Linked DNA regions of Homo sapiens: region 1 is linked to region 2. A link is a loop called in an ENCODE intact Hi-C map of the cell type or tissue named here. Cell type or tissue: GM12878. All regions are shown on one strand. Each heading gives the region's core, and the rest is flanking DNA. Links, peaks and the distances in the headings are about the cores only. Region 1 holds the start of LOC105372120 (a long non-coding RNA gene). Region 2 overlaps DCC (DCC netrin 1 receptor).

The links. Hi-C counts contacts between places; a loop is a spot of excess contacts. Peaks named below come from ENCODE experiments on the same cell type or tissue, not always from the same donor. Only the 100,000 strongest peaks of a DNase experiment are listed, where the experiment ranks them.
Region 1: a loop joins it to region 2, with 2.4 times the contacts of the local background. A loop is called at or near these places in 3 of 110 quality-filtered maps.

What each region holds. Positions count from the first base shown.
Region 1 is chr18:51,650,649-51,658,407 of GRCh38, reverse strand. LOC105372120 (a long non-coding RNA gene) reads left to right here and starts at 1,975. Exons shown (of 3, transcript XR_935472.3): 1 at 1,975-2,028; 2 at 4,859-5,001. RefSeq lists enhancers at 3,187-3,366, 3,132-3,970. In GM12878, for the core only: no CTCF peak of the experiment used is centred there; a DNase peak (open chromatin) is centred at 2,937; H3K27ac peaks cover 639 bases.
Region 2 is chr18:52,388,400-52,396,158 of GRCh38, reverse strand. All of the region lies in intron 1 of DCC (DCC netrin 1 receptor), which reads right to left. Among named protein-coding and RNA genes, the nearest start is that of DCC, 52 kb to the right of the region's middle. In GM12878, for the core only: no CTCF peak of the experiment used is centred there; DNase peaks (open chromatin) are centred at 1,348 and 3,768; H3K4me3 peaks cover 280 bases; H3K27ac peaks cover 251 bases.

The DNA of each region.
Region 1 (7,759 bases), core at 1,003-6,002, 740 kb after region 2:
CCACTCATCTTGTTATCTTGTTTAGTCCATTCTGACTGATGAGATATCTCATTACTCTACTTGTAGGTAAGAGTAAGAGAATATAACAGCAGTTCAACAATATATATTTATAACCAAGTGCCCCCATTTTTTTCTAAGAAAAAATGAATGAGTTACTTTTTTAAAAATTATTATCTCTTCTTTTCTCCTTTCCCCTTTCGCCCTGTTCTCTGCTTCCTACTTAGCCCTTTAGAAATGCCAATATACCCTTTCACCTCACCTTCACCAGATATTCCCTATAGGGCAAGTTCATCTAACTCTGTGCTCCAAGAGAGATCTCTCCTCTGGAGTTGACAGTCGATTTGCAGAACAAAGCGTACCCACCATCGAACTCTCACCCTCCAGGGGGGTGCCGCAGGACTTTCACCCACCAGGAGGGCATGTTGAAAGCATGCCCACTTGGCCACTTTTACAACTTATTTCTTCCCAGGAAGGTGCCAGCTCAACTGCCCAATAGATAAGGCATCAAGCTAGCATGGGGACACCCTGTCCTTGCTCGCTTCCTCCTCCACCTTATAAAAGTGCCCACTTTATGCTCCAAAAGCAAAGTGGCACATTTAAGGCAGGACATCTGTGTCTCTTCCCCTGGGCTAGCTTCAGAATAAATCACTTTTTTATACCACACCTTGCTCTTGTTCACTGGACTCTGCATGCAGCAAGCAACTAACCTGCTGTTCAGTTATATATTCAATGTGGACTGTTAGGCACAGCACCAGGTACGGGGTATGAGCAAGACAAGCAGTTCCCTACCACTAGGAATTCACAGGCCAGAGGCAAAGGCAGGCATGAAATAAGTAATATGAATACAAGTGGTATAGAGAGAAAGCACAAGATGCATGCAGTAGCATTTGGAAGAATATATAATATTAATCTAACTTTTATTGTCCCATTTTTACTTTAAAAAAAAGAAAAAAGGATTCAAAGAAGGAAGGAATGGAAAGAAGGAGGAAACGAAGGAAGAAAGGGAGGAGAAAAAATTTTAAGACAGGCATAAGGGTAAGTGGCAACTTGCACCTGACATTAGTGACAAAGAGTTAATAGGGAGTGGTGAGGACTGTGGTAAACCTAAAGCTTATCCCAGATCTAAAGGAAATTCCTTTAGCTAATTGCTTCCAAGTACAATGGCAGGACTGTTATTTCCAGATCTTCCATTAAGGAAAAAAAAAAAAAAAAACCTCAAATTCTGATTTGTTTTAGGTGAACTTTCCTGAATTACAGATGTTGACTGATATTTAAAAATTAATAAATTATATGCAGGCCAAACCAAACACCCCAGCAGGCAGGTATCAACCCTTCAGGAGCCAATTTGCAATCCCTGCTTTAAATGCTCTCATGGAAGGTTATGGATCTCAGAGTGTGGTGCCAGACAAATCCCATTGTTTCAGACCCTGCTCTTTCTCCACAGCATGACAAATGTCTCACACCAATTTCACATTCCTTATGTGTTTCTGCGTACAAACTGCTTTAGCATTTTACCTTAGCTTTTGCTAAGTCAGAAAACTATCTTTTGGGTAGGACATTGGACTAAGTAACTTCGAAGGTCACTTCTGAATCCCATTGATAACCCATATCTTGAAATTAGGAGAATAATGACAGAACAAGGATAGAGCCAAGAATGCATTATGTGCTTCATTTCCAGTGAGTTCATTTGTGTTGTCTGCTTTGAATTACTCACAGTATTGTTATAGCAGGTAGCTAGCCAGCCTATGAGGAGGGCAGGAAAGGGCTCCTCCATACCCACACCAGGAAAGTCAGGTGACCATCAGGTGCTGGTCAGGCGGTTGTTAACTATCTCTATAAAATAATAATTGGTGACAGCCAGCGTCAGAGAAAGGCAGTCTCCCTATACAGATAAAAAAAACACCGGTAACTGTTGATCGGCAGCTTTCAGGAGTTGGGCGAGTGAGCTCGAGCATGCGCATTAACAGACGATACGGCAGCACAAGACCTTCTGGGGGCACTCCACCGGAAAAGGGAAGAAAGCCTCAGGTGAGCATGCGTACACCTCCTCAAACACACTGTGCATGCTCACCTCCCAAGCACAAGGAGGACATTGCACATGCAGGCGGTCCACCCTAAGGGAAGAATCATGGGAAAAGGGACACTATACCCTGGAAGTATGCCAATATATAAAACCCCAAGTCAGAAGGTCAAACGCTACACTTGACCTCCAAAGTGCCCAATTGGGTCTTTTCCGAGTGTACTTTGTTTATCCCCTGCTCTAAAGCTTTTTAATAAACTTCCACTCCTGCTCTGAAACTTGCCTTGATCTCTTTTTCTGCTTTATTCCCCTCAGTCGAATTCTTTCTTCTGAGGAGGCAAGAACTGAGGTTGCTGTAGACCTGTATGGATTGCCACCAGTAATCAATAAACTTATTGAATCCTAACAGTATTCAATCATTTTATTTATATAGGAAAAATTATCACCTGTTTATCTCCCCATCCACTTTTTCTTTATGCTCGTGCTAGAGATTATAGACTTCCCTGATAACTAAGGGCATTTTTACTTTGCTGACCAACCATAAACGTCCCGCATAGGGTGAACAAGTACAAAATAGGGCAGGATGTGTGCCCAGAGCACCATATCTACCATGTGTCAGGGTGGGCTCTGAAGTGGGGATAGTTTTTTTCAGAAATTTACCATTTAGCCAGAGAGAGAAAGGATCTTCTGATGAAAGTGTTAGCAGATAAGCCAGTGCTTACTTAGGGACAAATAAAGCTGAGACAGGGCTGAGAGGTGCTGCGGAGGTGGAGTATTTTTCATAGCAGAGGTGGATTGAGCTGGGCCCCTGGGGAGGTGAGTCATATTTGAAAATGCTGAGGGGAGGAAAGCAGGTGACATACAAGTCATTTCCCTCTTTTGATTTTTAGGTTTTAACTCCATTCGGCAGCCTGAGAGAATGCAGTCAGGAAAGGTGTGGGAAAGACACTGAAGGGCAGGAAAGGAGAACCCAGGACAACCCAGGCCCAGCCTTGTTTTCTACTCTCTGCCTCAGGCCCCAAGACCATGTGGCCAGGGTGCAAACCATGCAGTATCTGCATAGCGAACAGTACTGTAAGCCAAACTGTTAGAATATGGGCCTCTGCTCTTTGTGTCCCTGCTACCTGATTTACATATCTCTGGGCTGCAAGCAGAAGCCCCAGGTCTACCATGCTCGGCTTTGAAGCCTTCCCTCAGGCACCCTCTGCGAGAAGACCCTGCTGGCTGGACTTGGCTCCCAGCCATGGCCAGGCCAAGGAGCAGAGGGGAGACAGGGGAAGGCAGAGGATGCCTAGAAGCCTCAGCCCTCTCCTCCTATTTGCCTGAAGGTCGGGAGGCCACTTTCCTGAACCAGTACAGGCAAAACAATGAAAGCATCTGCAGGCAGAGGCAGCACAGCGGGGTGTGCGGAGAGTCACAATGGGGAGGCGGAGTGGGGAAGGAAGAGAGAGAAGGCTGGAGGGAGATCCCATTTGGAAATAAGGAGAAGGCTTTGAACTTGCAGATCTCTCCAACTGAGGCAAAACCCACACTAAACCAGCCCCAGCTGGGTGCCGCAGGAGACTGTGAATAAATCTGAGAGGGAGAATGAGATGACAGTTCCCCCTTCTTAATGCATTCACCCCAAGGTGCTGCTGGGCATCTGTTCCATAATTAACCAGACTCTCCCCTCCACCAACCCCTCCTTCCCCTTCACCTCCTCCTGTGGCTGCTCAAACATTTGCCATAATTATTCCCCCGCCCCACTTTTCAAAGGAGCCCTCTGGAAGGAGTTTGCTGCCTGGCTCTTATTTCTTCCTCCACCTCCCCAGTTCTGGGCAGGGTGACAGCCATCCTTGGCTAGAAGGGGTTTGTGAGCATCCCACTTCCCAGAGGCCACTGCGGTATCCCATCCTCCTCACCCCAGCCAATCAGTGGAACATCTGTTCTCCCCTCAGTGAGGCTCAGTGCGGCAGGAAGGCGGAAGGGCATAGCAGGGTATCCGGGTGGGCCATTTTCCATCAGCATGTGATCTCTACCTCCCTCCCCCATGATCTGATATGAAAATCACAGCAGTAATGAAAACTGATGGGACAATGTGGTGCATAGAAAATCCTGAGAACTTCTTTCCAATAACAGTATTATATTATGAGTGATAATAATACATATTTTAAATGGAAGATCACAGGAAGTTGTCTGGTTATTGTTTATTCTCAGCCTCTGTGGCCACATGTAACACATACTGGGCGTTCAATACATAATTGTTGAAGACATGGATCACTGCTTTATCAAGTACTTTACAAAAGTTGTCTCTACACACAATACTCATGAGAAATAAGTAATAGAATCCCCACTTTAAGGTGAAGAAAATTGAGGCACAGAGAGGTTGAGCAACTTCCCCAAGGTCACACAGCTAGTAAGAGACTAAGTCAGGATTTGAACACAGACCAATGACACCATGCCCATGGTCTTTCTGTTATTCCGTGCTGCCAGGCCACCTCCCTGCATGAAACATTTCAAGAGGAGGTCCCTGATAATGGATTTGCTGTTTCCTCTAGCTAAAGTGTCATATTACTGACACCCACTCATCGCTCAAGTTCAAAGACTCAGTGAAGACATCTACTGATGTGTCTTTTATTGATGAATCTTTTATTAGCATGAATCATATTTTGCTAATAAATATGATTGCTAATAAATGATTTGCTAATAAATATGATTGCTAATAAATATGATTGCTAATAAATATTAGCAAAATCATATTTTGCTAATAAATAGTGATATTGATATCACTATTTCATATCACAAATATTTAGCACATGGTAGATATTCAATAAATGTTTTTTAATTTCTATTTTACAGATAACATTCCTAAGATTCAGAGATGGGACTAACTTATTCAAGACCATACAACTAGGCTATGTAAGAACTACAACTTATATCAAGAGCTTTTGACTATGAGTACAGGAAGCTTTCCAGTAACCCATCAACCACTGAGCTGCATGGTACATAATTTCATTCTATATTAACAAATGAAGTTCTATAATTGTGGTGATTTCTATTTTTTTCTGACAGCTTCTTAATATATATGACCAACTAGTAATCACAAACTTGACTTATTTCAGTTTTTATCATAATAAAAGTAATATGTTTATTAGAATATTACAGAACAATGAGAAAAAATTAAATCAATACTCTCAAACATTTAAAATTAATATTTTCCTGTGGTCTGTTTATGCCTTTTTAAATCATTGAGATCTTAGTCTTGGAATCCTGCTTTTTTAAAACTAAATATTATAACATAAACATTTCCCTATTCAATAATTTCCCTATTTACTACTTAAAATCATCATTTAATATGCCTTGATAATTACTTTTTAATGACTAAAAAATATCTACCATTTGGAATGTCAATGAATCATTGTCCCCCAATTGCTGGACAATTTTTGCTCTTAAAATAAATCATAGTACAGGGCAGGTGTGGTGGCTCATGCCTGTAATCCCAGCACTATGGGAGGCTGAGGTGGGCAGATCACCAGGTCAGGAGTATGAGACCAGCCTGGCCAATATGGTGAAACCCCATCTCTACTAAAAATACAAAAATTAGCCGGGCATGGTGCAGCACACCTGCAGTTCCAGCTACTCAGGAGGCTGAGGCAGAAGAATTGCTTGAACCTGGGAGGCAGAGGTTGAAGTGAGCAGGATCACACCACTGCACCCCAGCATGGGCAACAGAGCGAGACTCCATCTCAAAAAAAAAAAAAAAATTATAATACAAAGCACATTGTTTTCTTTCTGAATTTCAGAAAACTTTTTGGAATAGTTTTCTAGGAAAGAAATTATTGAGTCAATGGCTATGAACATAGAATGGCTCTTAACATAGATTGCCAAATTGCTTTCCAAATGAGTTGTACTAATTTTTGTTCCTACTAACAGTGATTTGGATATTCCCATCACTTTAAATTTGCTAATTTCTTTAAAACACACACATTTAATCACAATGTTTTGAATTGCAAAATGAAAGAAATTTTAGAGATGATTTAGCTGGCCTCTTCTACTACCTCTTTTATACATTAGGCAACTGAGGTCCAGCCAGTTCAATGGCTTGCTCAAAGTCACAAAAACATGGAGGGATGAGCTGAGCTAGGGCCAGGTCTTCTGACCCCCACTTCTCTGCACTATCTCCCAGGTATCTGAAAATCATTTTGGAGCCTATTTATCTGCTCAACAGAAGTGTTGCAGAGTTGCCATCACTTGATGTCTTAATTTGGATTATGCCTTCAGGGAACCAGCTTTTGAAATATCTGGACCAGACAAGTAACAAATTTCCCCACCATGGTGAGAAAAGGGTATTTCCTGATAACACTCTTCTATCTGCCAGGGTTCTGCAGGGAACCTTGTGTCTACTTATCACTTCTTGCTGGCTCAGGTTTCCGGAACTCTGTTAGCCCTGCTTGACATTCACCTTGGCAGCTTTTACTGCATCCTTCCTGTGAGCTTCTGCTTTCCCTGTCCCTGCTCAGCACGATGGCAGCCTACCTCATTTTCAACCTCAGGCCAAGCAGGAGTGTTGCTCCTGCCCATCTGCCATGTTGGCCAAATTTCCCTGATTGCTAAGTAATTCCAGGCTCTTCTCAGGAGGACTGAGTGAGCTGCAAGTTAAGCCTCTCCTCCAAGGCCTTGCCTGGTTCTCAGTCATTATCAGAACTATAGTGGGGGTATGCAGATACTCTTCCTCCACCGGGGGCCAGACGCCCACTTTGGGCTGGTTGCTCCCTCAAAATATAGCCTGCACAGTTCTATGGGAGGCAGAATGTATACATCACCAACATAGCATCCTAGGTGACTTTCATACCCAGCTTCTAAACCATGTTATGCCATGGCCATGCAAACCCTTCTAAAATATTGCTCACATCGACTTGTCTCTACTTAGAAACCTATCCATTACTATAAGACAAAATGGCTAGCTTGGCTTTTAAGCCCCTTCCTATATATAACATTTGTCTGCCACTAGTTACTCCTAGCTCATTGTATGCCAGCCCAGAGAGAAAAGGTATACAAAGAAAGATGAGAGTCCGAATGAAATGAGAGAGTTACAGGCAAAGTGAGGATACGATTCAGCCTGGTTGTAGAAAAGAAAGCATGTTCTGGGAATAGTAAGGGGGTTGTGCTGCCTACTTTGCCTAGAATGTTCTTTCTCATCTTCTCCCTGGTGGACCACTCATTCTTCATAGCCCGTCCTTATGCCACCTCTGAAGCTTTCCATAACCTACCCTGCCTCCAAACTTCCATTGCTTTCCTGACTAGTCCTAAAGCTCCCAGTCCATACCTCTGCTATGCCATTTTCCACACTAAAATAACACATTTTGTAAATGCCTTACTCCCCCACAACTAAATATGCAGAGTATTTTTTTAACATGGGCCTATGTCTGTTTATCTTTTTTATCCCTAGTGTCTAGTACTTCTCTTGCAATGGGTGAATGACCAAAACATGCGTAAAAATAATGAAAACAATATGTAAGTCAGGATTATTGCTGGATGGAATGAACGAAAGACTGAATGAATGAATGAGTCGTAGAGGTATGACTGGAAAAGAGTTGCTTCAGGAATTCTCCAGGCATTTGTTGTAACTGTGCTACCTGGGATGGACACACACATTGGTAACATAAATTGGCACTTTTTAAATAGGATATGGGCGTGCAGCCACGTGATTGGTAGCTTTGTAGAACATTAAACGTGGGATATAATAAATAAAGATTGATC
Region 2 (7,759 bases), core at 1,181-6,180:
ATACATAGAGAACCCCAGGAAAGATTTACAGTTTGCCTGGAATCATACAACCCATCAGCGTCAGTATTAGTGTTTGCATTTGATAGTCTGTTTCCCTTTTCCTTCCTCAGAATACACTGAAAGCTGGCCTCTGAGTTCTGACTAGAACTCAGCAGGGAGGGTGGCCTGAGGCTTAACGTTTTCTATCTAAAGGTATATCCTGACTTATGTGAATCTGTGGAAAGGTTTAGAAATCTTACCTATTCTGTGAGAGGCCAGAGAGCTCTGGGTTGTGGAATAGGTTGAGCTCTGGATTGTAGAATAGGTTGCATTAAATGGAAGAGTAGATAACCAGGCAGGAATCCATGTAGAAGATGGAAATGAAGGGCCTTTGACTTCAGGAGGAGCCATGACCCGTAATAGATGTGATGCCCCAAATCTGGGAGAATAACATTGGTTCTGATTTGCCAGAGTAAGAAGAAGGCAGATCTCAGGCTCAGAATAGCTGGGTAGAGAAACCCGAGAAGTATCAGTTTGACTGGCTTCTCAGCTGGACTTCATATCTGCTTAGAATCACACAGAGAGTTTGCACCTTTAAAACTGTGTCACTCCAACTGATAAATCTTCTCCTGATTAAATTATTGGCCTGAGTATCTTTGGTTTCCCTGAAGGGACCAAGGGACTCCTGTTACCAACCCCGAAGCTGTTTAAAAGTCTCTTCATCCTTTTGAGGGTGGCTGCAAAAGCCCACAGCCCACTAAACTACAAAAAAAACCAAACCCACATACCGAGCAATACCGCAAACAGAGCCTTGGTTTTTTCTCTCCAACCAAAACAACCCACTACTTGTTTGAGTGGTCTTGTGACCATAATTGCTGGGTGGATAATAGTATTATTGTCTTTAGACACAATAAACACCTCCTTTCCTAGCCAATAGTAAATTTCAATCTAAACATAAAAATACTCTTGATCTACCTTTCACTGTGTTCCCCTGAATCTGCTTGCCTTTAATTGTGGTGTTAGTCCTCTGAAAGCTCAGGTTAGCAACTTCACTGAACAGAAAATAAACACAAAGGATTGTTGTCTATTTAACTTCATCAGTAGCTTTGGCTTGTACAGTTGATAGATGTTACAGGGTACTGTTTTTCCCCTCTCCCATTTCCCCGTTTATTTTACTTCTGATGACTTACCCGCAGGCTGTGTGTCTGGGACTTGGAACGGGAAATAGTCTCTTTCTCAAAGTGAGTTGCCAATCTGTCAGACATCCCTGCAGCTCTCAAAGTCTTTCATTAACTATTTTTCAGATAAACCTTCCTTGCAACAGCTCATTTGAGCTGCTCTCTGATGCCATTGGCTCAAGCCCAAACCTCAGGTTAAAAACATGTATTATTAGGGCTCCTCTGGTTTCAGTTTCCTTGAAAACCAGAGTTTACTGGCAAACAGTATCAATTTGACTAAGCCTAGTACAGGTGTTCATTATTAGGATGGGGCTCTGGAAGCTGCAGGAAATAACTCCTAAGGGTCTGACCTCCAAAACCTGCTGCCCACTGACTTATGCTTTTAAAAACATTGGAAGCAGCAAGGAAAATAATTACAAATCTGAGGCTAGGTGTGGTGGCTCACACCTGTAATCTCAGCGATTTGGGAGGCCAAGGCAGGAGGATCACCTGAGACCAGGAGTTGGAAACCAGGCCAGGCACTGTAGCAAGACCTCCACCTCTACAAAAAAAAAAACCACTTTAAAAAATTAGCCAGGTATGGTAGAGCACACGTGTGGTCCTAGCTACTTGGAAGCCAAGGTGGGAGAATCCCTTGAGCCCAGGAGTTCAAGGCTGTAGTGAGCTATGATCACACTTCTGCACTCCAGCCTGGGCAACAGAGTGAGACCCTGTCTCAATAATAATAATAATAATCATCATCCTAATTCTGTTGCAAATAGTATTCAAGTAAATGAAACCTGAAGGCTAGTGTCATTCAACACAGCAATAGAAAGACGAGGATGCCTTGGGTATAGGAGTTGAGATCTATTTGGACCAAGTTTTCTGAAGGTATGGCTTTAGAGATGAGCTTCTCAGGCTGCACCTGTTGTTTTTAGCTCATAGTATTGTAAATGGTGCTGGATTTAGCCGATGACAATTTACCAGCCTATCGTGAATTTACCAGTAGGTAGGGTACTGTGTGGTACAAATCAACTATGGTGTGGATTGAAAAGCATGCTATGAATTGAGAATTAAAATACGCATTTAGGAAACAACACAAAATTGCAAAAATCATGGAACCTGAATCTGAAAGGGGTCTTAAAAATAATCTAGTCTAGTAATTTTTAATCCTGACTGGAAATTAGAATCTAGGTAATTGGCCTGTGGTTGGAGCCCAGATATTGGTATTGTTTAAAAACTCTCACACGCGATTTTAATGTGCACTTAGTTTTAACAATCACTTTTCTGGAACAGTGGTTCTAGACTAACTTTGTGTTGTAAGTATGAACAGGTTTTAGAATTTCCTGAAGTTTGTCAAAACATTGATCCCTGGGCTTTAGTCCCAGATATTATGATTTAGCAGGGCTTGGTTTTGTTCCAGGAATTTTCATCTGTAATAAGCTCCTGGTGATACTGATGCAGGTGGTTAGGTGACCACATTCTTGGATCCACATCCAGGCCAGTGGTCCTCAAACTTTGTTGTGATTATTCATGAAAATATAAATAATATAGAGATTAAAATATGGATTGCTAGGTCTCACCCTCAGAGTTTCTGATTCAAGATTTGCATTTTTACAAGCTCCCATTGGTCCCACACTGTGAGAACCACTGACTCAGGTCATTCGAGGATGAGGAAGTACATGTTAGAACCATCTGATGTGCTTTCTTCAAACTATATCTGCATCGTCCCCTCTACATTCCATGAGATTCCGTATGGTCCAAGTCAGAAATCATTGATACAATAACCCTCTGTTATGAATGGGCATGTCATTCTTTCATTTCATAGTTAAGGATATTTAGGTTTAGAATGAAAATGACTGAACCATGATCACACAGATATTGGGAGTGTACCTGTGGTCAGTGCCTGCAACATATCTCATCCCACAGTGAAAGCCCTGATGGACATTCCAAAGAAGAACAGAGGGGAAAGTCTAATTTCATCACTTCTCAGATTAGCCTAGTACTGGCCCTGGCTTCACCACAGAGGAATGAATGAAAGGTAAACAGCTTCCATTGCAAAGAAAAATAACATCTGTATAAGATTGGAAGAAGATCCTAAAGGGACATAACATTATATTCTTCCTCCTTTTTGCCAGAAACAGGATGCTATTGGTATTGCATAGTTCGATTCCAATCCTGAAAAAAAGTGGAAGATGGAAGTCAACTTTATGGTCTTTCCATATTTTATTTTCTTGGTCTTTCTTTCTATAAACCAAAATGAACTTCACTGCATTTTTTGAGTAGACAGGAACACACCAAAGTAAATAATGTACCACCCATAAGTGGAGCATGGGATCACAGACAAAGGCATTAGCAGCAGGAGTATTGCAACAAGTTTTCCCCTCACCTACACACACACACATTCTTAAGCCCCTGATATTAGTGAGGAATGATAGTGCCTTAAATAAAATGCACTGCCCATTAGAACTAAGTTTTTCTTCTTCCATCAACTTGCATTGTACATAAAGTAAATATGAATTGGGTTTACACATATACTACCCTTTCTCACTATCGGTAACTGCCATTAGAAGACTTCACTATACAGTTTCAGTCACAGCTTATGTGCAGTCATCCTATTAATAGCATTAGCATGTGGCAATGTATCATCCAAGCTTTCTAATTGGTTGAGTTGCCTTTTTGTTTTACTGAACATGAGAGTGACTCATGCAACTGCCACCCTTCGGCACAGATAGAGGATTTTCTGTTATTAGGCTGAAAAATACCATATTTCAGTTTACTAAATTGCACATCAAGAACCTCAAGACAATTACTATACTTCACTCTATGAGCCATCTATTCATCTGCTACCAGCCACTTACCTAGAGCTTCACGTTGATTCTGAAGCATAATTAATAGATCAAGTGGCTTCTTATTCACACATAACTGAATGAGCATGTGTGCTCTACCAGGCAGGCAATCTGTGCGCCTCATAACGCAGATTTGATTTTGACTTATTGGCATTTATGCCAAGAATTTGTGGACTCGAATAGTTGACACATAGCGCTACACTGGCAGCTTTAAAGCTGATACACAGATTTGTGTCTGACATTAGCTGTCCCAGTGGTGCAGTCTGTGACACTTCTCCCAGCCATGCAACTGTAAGACGCCTTCCAAAGATTTGGTAGAAAAGCAGCGTGCCCATATGATGGCATAAGCAGGTTAAGTATATTTCCAGTCACCCTACCCCCAATAGATCCAGGGATATGCCCAAATAGAATAGAGTTGCTTGATTATAAGGTGGTGCTCAGTTGCATTATGACTCCTATTAAAGTTTGACCAGTGTCCTTGGTAAATAACTCAAGTATTCTGCTCCCTTCCCCCAGTCCCCTTGAACTAGGGCAGTTTTTGAATCTATGAGCCACTCTGAGTATGGCAAGATGATAACCTTCACTGACAACCAATGCTCAAAGCAGGACAAAGACCCAGATAGCCTGTCTTCATCTCAGAAAGAAAAGCAAGTATGAATTCTTAATTCCTTCTGGTTCTCTTATTCTCACTTTAAAACCAACTTCCTCTGGTCAAACAATTTCTTTGAATCTGTTTAAACTATATATTTCAGTTAGAGGATGCAAAACCAGAAATTAGAGGAAAATAAAATTGGATCTCTCTTTTGTGCCTAGCTATATGCTTGTTGGCTTAAAAAACACACAGTCTGATTTTAGATATTAAGATCCATAATGGTGAAGCAACATTTGAGGGTCCTTCTAAGTGTTCATGAGCTACAAAGCAGAGAAGAAAAATCCCTTGGGAAGAAGTCAAGAGATGATAGGCTCCAAATTGATCCTGCCTCTTATAAACTATTGTAGCTTGGGGATGTGCCTGTTTATACACCAAGTTTCTGTTCCTTCATCTTCAAAATGGAAATATTACTTTATAATTTTGGTTTAAGAACCAGATGACAGCATACATGAATGTAGAAGCCTAAAAGTGTGTATAATATTATACACACATACACACACAAAAAAAAATCTGTAACAAGATGTTCTACCCTTACATAGATGTGAAAGGCAAGAAGATGATAAGACTTTTGGTAATGGAGGGGACAAACTTCTGCAAAATAGGCTGTATAAACTCCAAGTGCTAATACACTCAATGTTCGCTATGTATAAGAGAGTGTAGTATGCTGAGGGAAGTGTAATAATGAATACAACTAACAATTTCTGACTTAGTGATCTGGGGAAAAAGATGGATATGAGGAATAACTAATATTTGCCTAATGAGACAAGTGGCCATGATGCTTGGCCACAAAACTGTTGCCCAGGACTCAGGATGCTGCATTTCTTCTCTTTCCTTCATCCTAAGAGACCATGAGTCTCCTTGGAGACCTGCGAACTCCACCATGTGACAAGAGCAGATGCCAACCTGGGTTTCTTCAGACTGCACAGTAGCATAAAAGGTGGAAGCCATTCCACTCATCAGCAAACACAAATGACTATAGTGTGAAATCCTACCCACAAATTTAAAATAAATGATGCAAACTTCTTTATTTTTAAATTTATTAGGGTAAAAATGTTCAATGATTGCTACTAAATTGGAGTGTCTGTAGGCAGGGTAAACCTCTGCCAGGCTTCCCAGGAGCCCAAGACTGTAACAGCTGTCCCTTCTGTGCCCATCCTGGTGTGCTCACCAGACGATTGACAGAAGCAGCATGAGAAGGTTGTGGATGTCTCCCAGCAGGTAGAGCTTTGGAAATAGATCCACCTACCTCCAAAGGGATATGCAGTCACTGTTTCATTACTGAGAAATGGGGAAAGAACAGAAATACATTCATGGAAGAAATGTTTGTGGGAGAGCCAACAACCTGAAGATCTGATACAGGATCCTCATAGAGGGAAGAATGTTTCCCCTATTACAGATCTTTTGCTGCCTGGGTCTTCTGTTTGTGGCGGGGAAAGCATAGAAACCTTAGGGAAGAAACATCCTCTCCCCAAATCCCACCTTTGCCCTGCACTAGTGCTATAACTTCTGGCATATTGTAATGTAAGTCTCAGTCTCTCTATATGAAAAATTGGTATAATACTCTCCTTGTTTGAACTGGAAGCAATATGTGTGAAAGGTTAGTACTTAATAGTTTCTCAATACAAGAAAGTGTTTGTTTTTATTCATTGAATCAATCAACAATAATCAATTAGATATACACTGTATGCCAGACTTTCATGAAAGAAGGGGCTCGCTGTCCTTGTAAAATAAATCAAATGATGGAGGACCTAGGGAGGTGCACACAGCTTCAAAGATTCAGTGATCCAACAAGATAATTGATTTTTAAGTTATTATTTAGCTTCTGCTAAATTATTCTGTTTCCTTGTTGCAAATGTAACTCCTACCATAGAAGTAATTTTTTATAAGTGCCATCAGTTTTCTCCTGAAATCCATATTGCTTTTTGCATGACTATGTACTATGTTACCATATAAAGTATTACAATAATTCAGAATTTCTCAATCTCATCACTATTGACAGGTTGGGTCAGATAAATCTTTATTGACCTGTGCTCTGTAAAATGTTTAGCAACCTCCATAGCCTCCACCTACTGCGTTATTAACATAAGATTGTCAGAATGAGCCAATAAAAATCCAAGACGTCCAGTTAAATTTGAATTTCAGATAAACTATGACTAATTTCTTAGTAGAAATATGTTCCATGCGATATTTGAGATATACTAAAAATTATTTGTTGTTTATTGAAAATTCAAATTTAAGTGTGTACCTTATCTATTATTTGGCAGGTAGGACTTCCCCAGTGTGACAACCAAAAATGTCTGCATACATTGCCAAATACATGCTGGGAGTGCAAAACTGGCTTCTGGTTATAAGCCACTGCAAAAATGAACTCATCGACAAGATGAAATGGAAGCACAGAGTGACTCTTCAGGTGGGCTCACCCTGTGCGTATGCAGCCAGCGCTGAGCAGTTCCAGGGAGGGTGGATACACATATTCTTCCCCATACACACTGGGCAGAGAATACACAACTAACACCCAGCAGAAGACATAGTTTTTGATGAATGGCTATCCTCGGTCCTGAACGATCTCTGGCTATTAATACATATTGGTCTTACCAAGTGTCCACTGTGTGGAGACACTTTTGCCCAAAAATATCTCAAATGCACTTGAGCTTATAGTCGAAGCTATCATTTATACGTCCATGTGGATCATATACTTAATAACACACAGCTTGACCTGACCATGCCTGGAAAACTCATTTCCAAAATATACTCATCCCCTACATATTTTCACGTGTGTGTGGGAAGGCTGCTGAAAGCAGAAGAGAAGGCCCTGGAAGGAAAAATGTCCAAAGAATACATCTCACCTTCTCTCTCCAGTTTACCTGCAGGAAGCTGACAGAAAGTTGATGGCCCAAATAAAAACTTTGCTGAAATACTCCTAGCAAAGGTTTTTTTTTTTCCCCTACACATTCTAAAAGTACTGGAAATAGCCATGCAAAATACAGTATAGATTTCCGTGGGGAAAAAAAAAAGTGGCACTTATAAAGGAAAATGCTTCTGCAATAGTAGTTTAATTTGCAACCAGAAAACAGTAATTTGGCAGAACCTAAATAATAAATAAAAATTAATTCTCTTGTCTG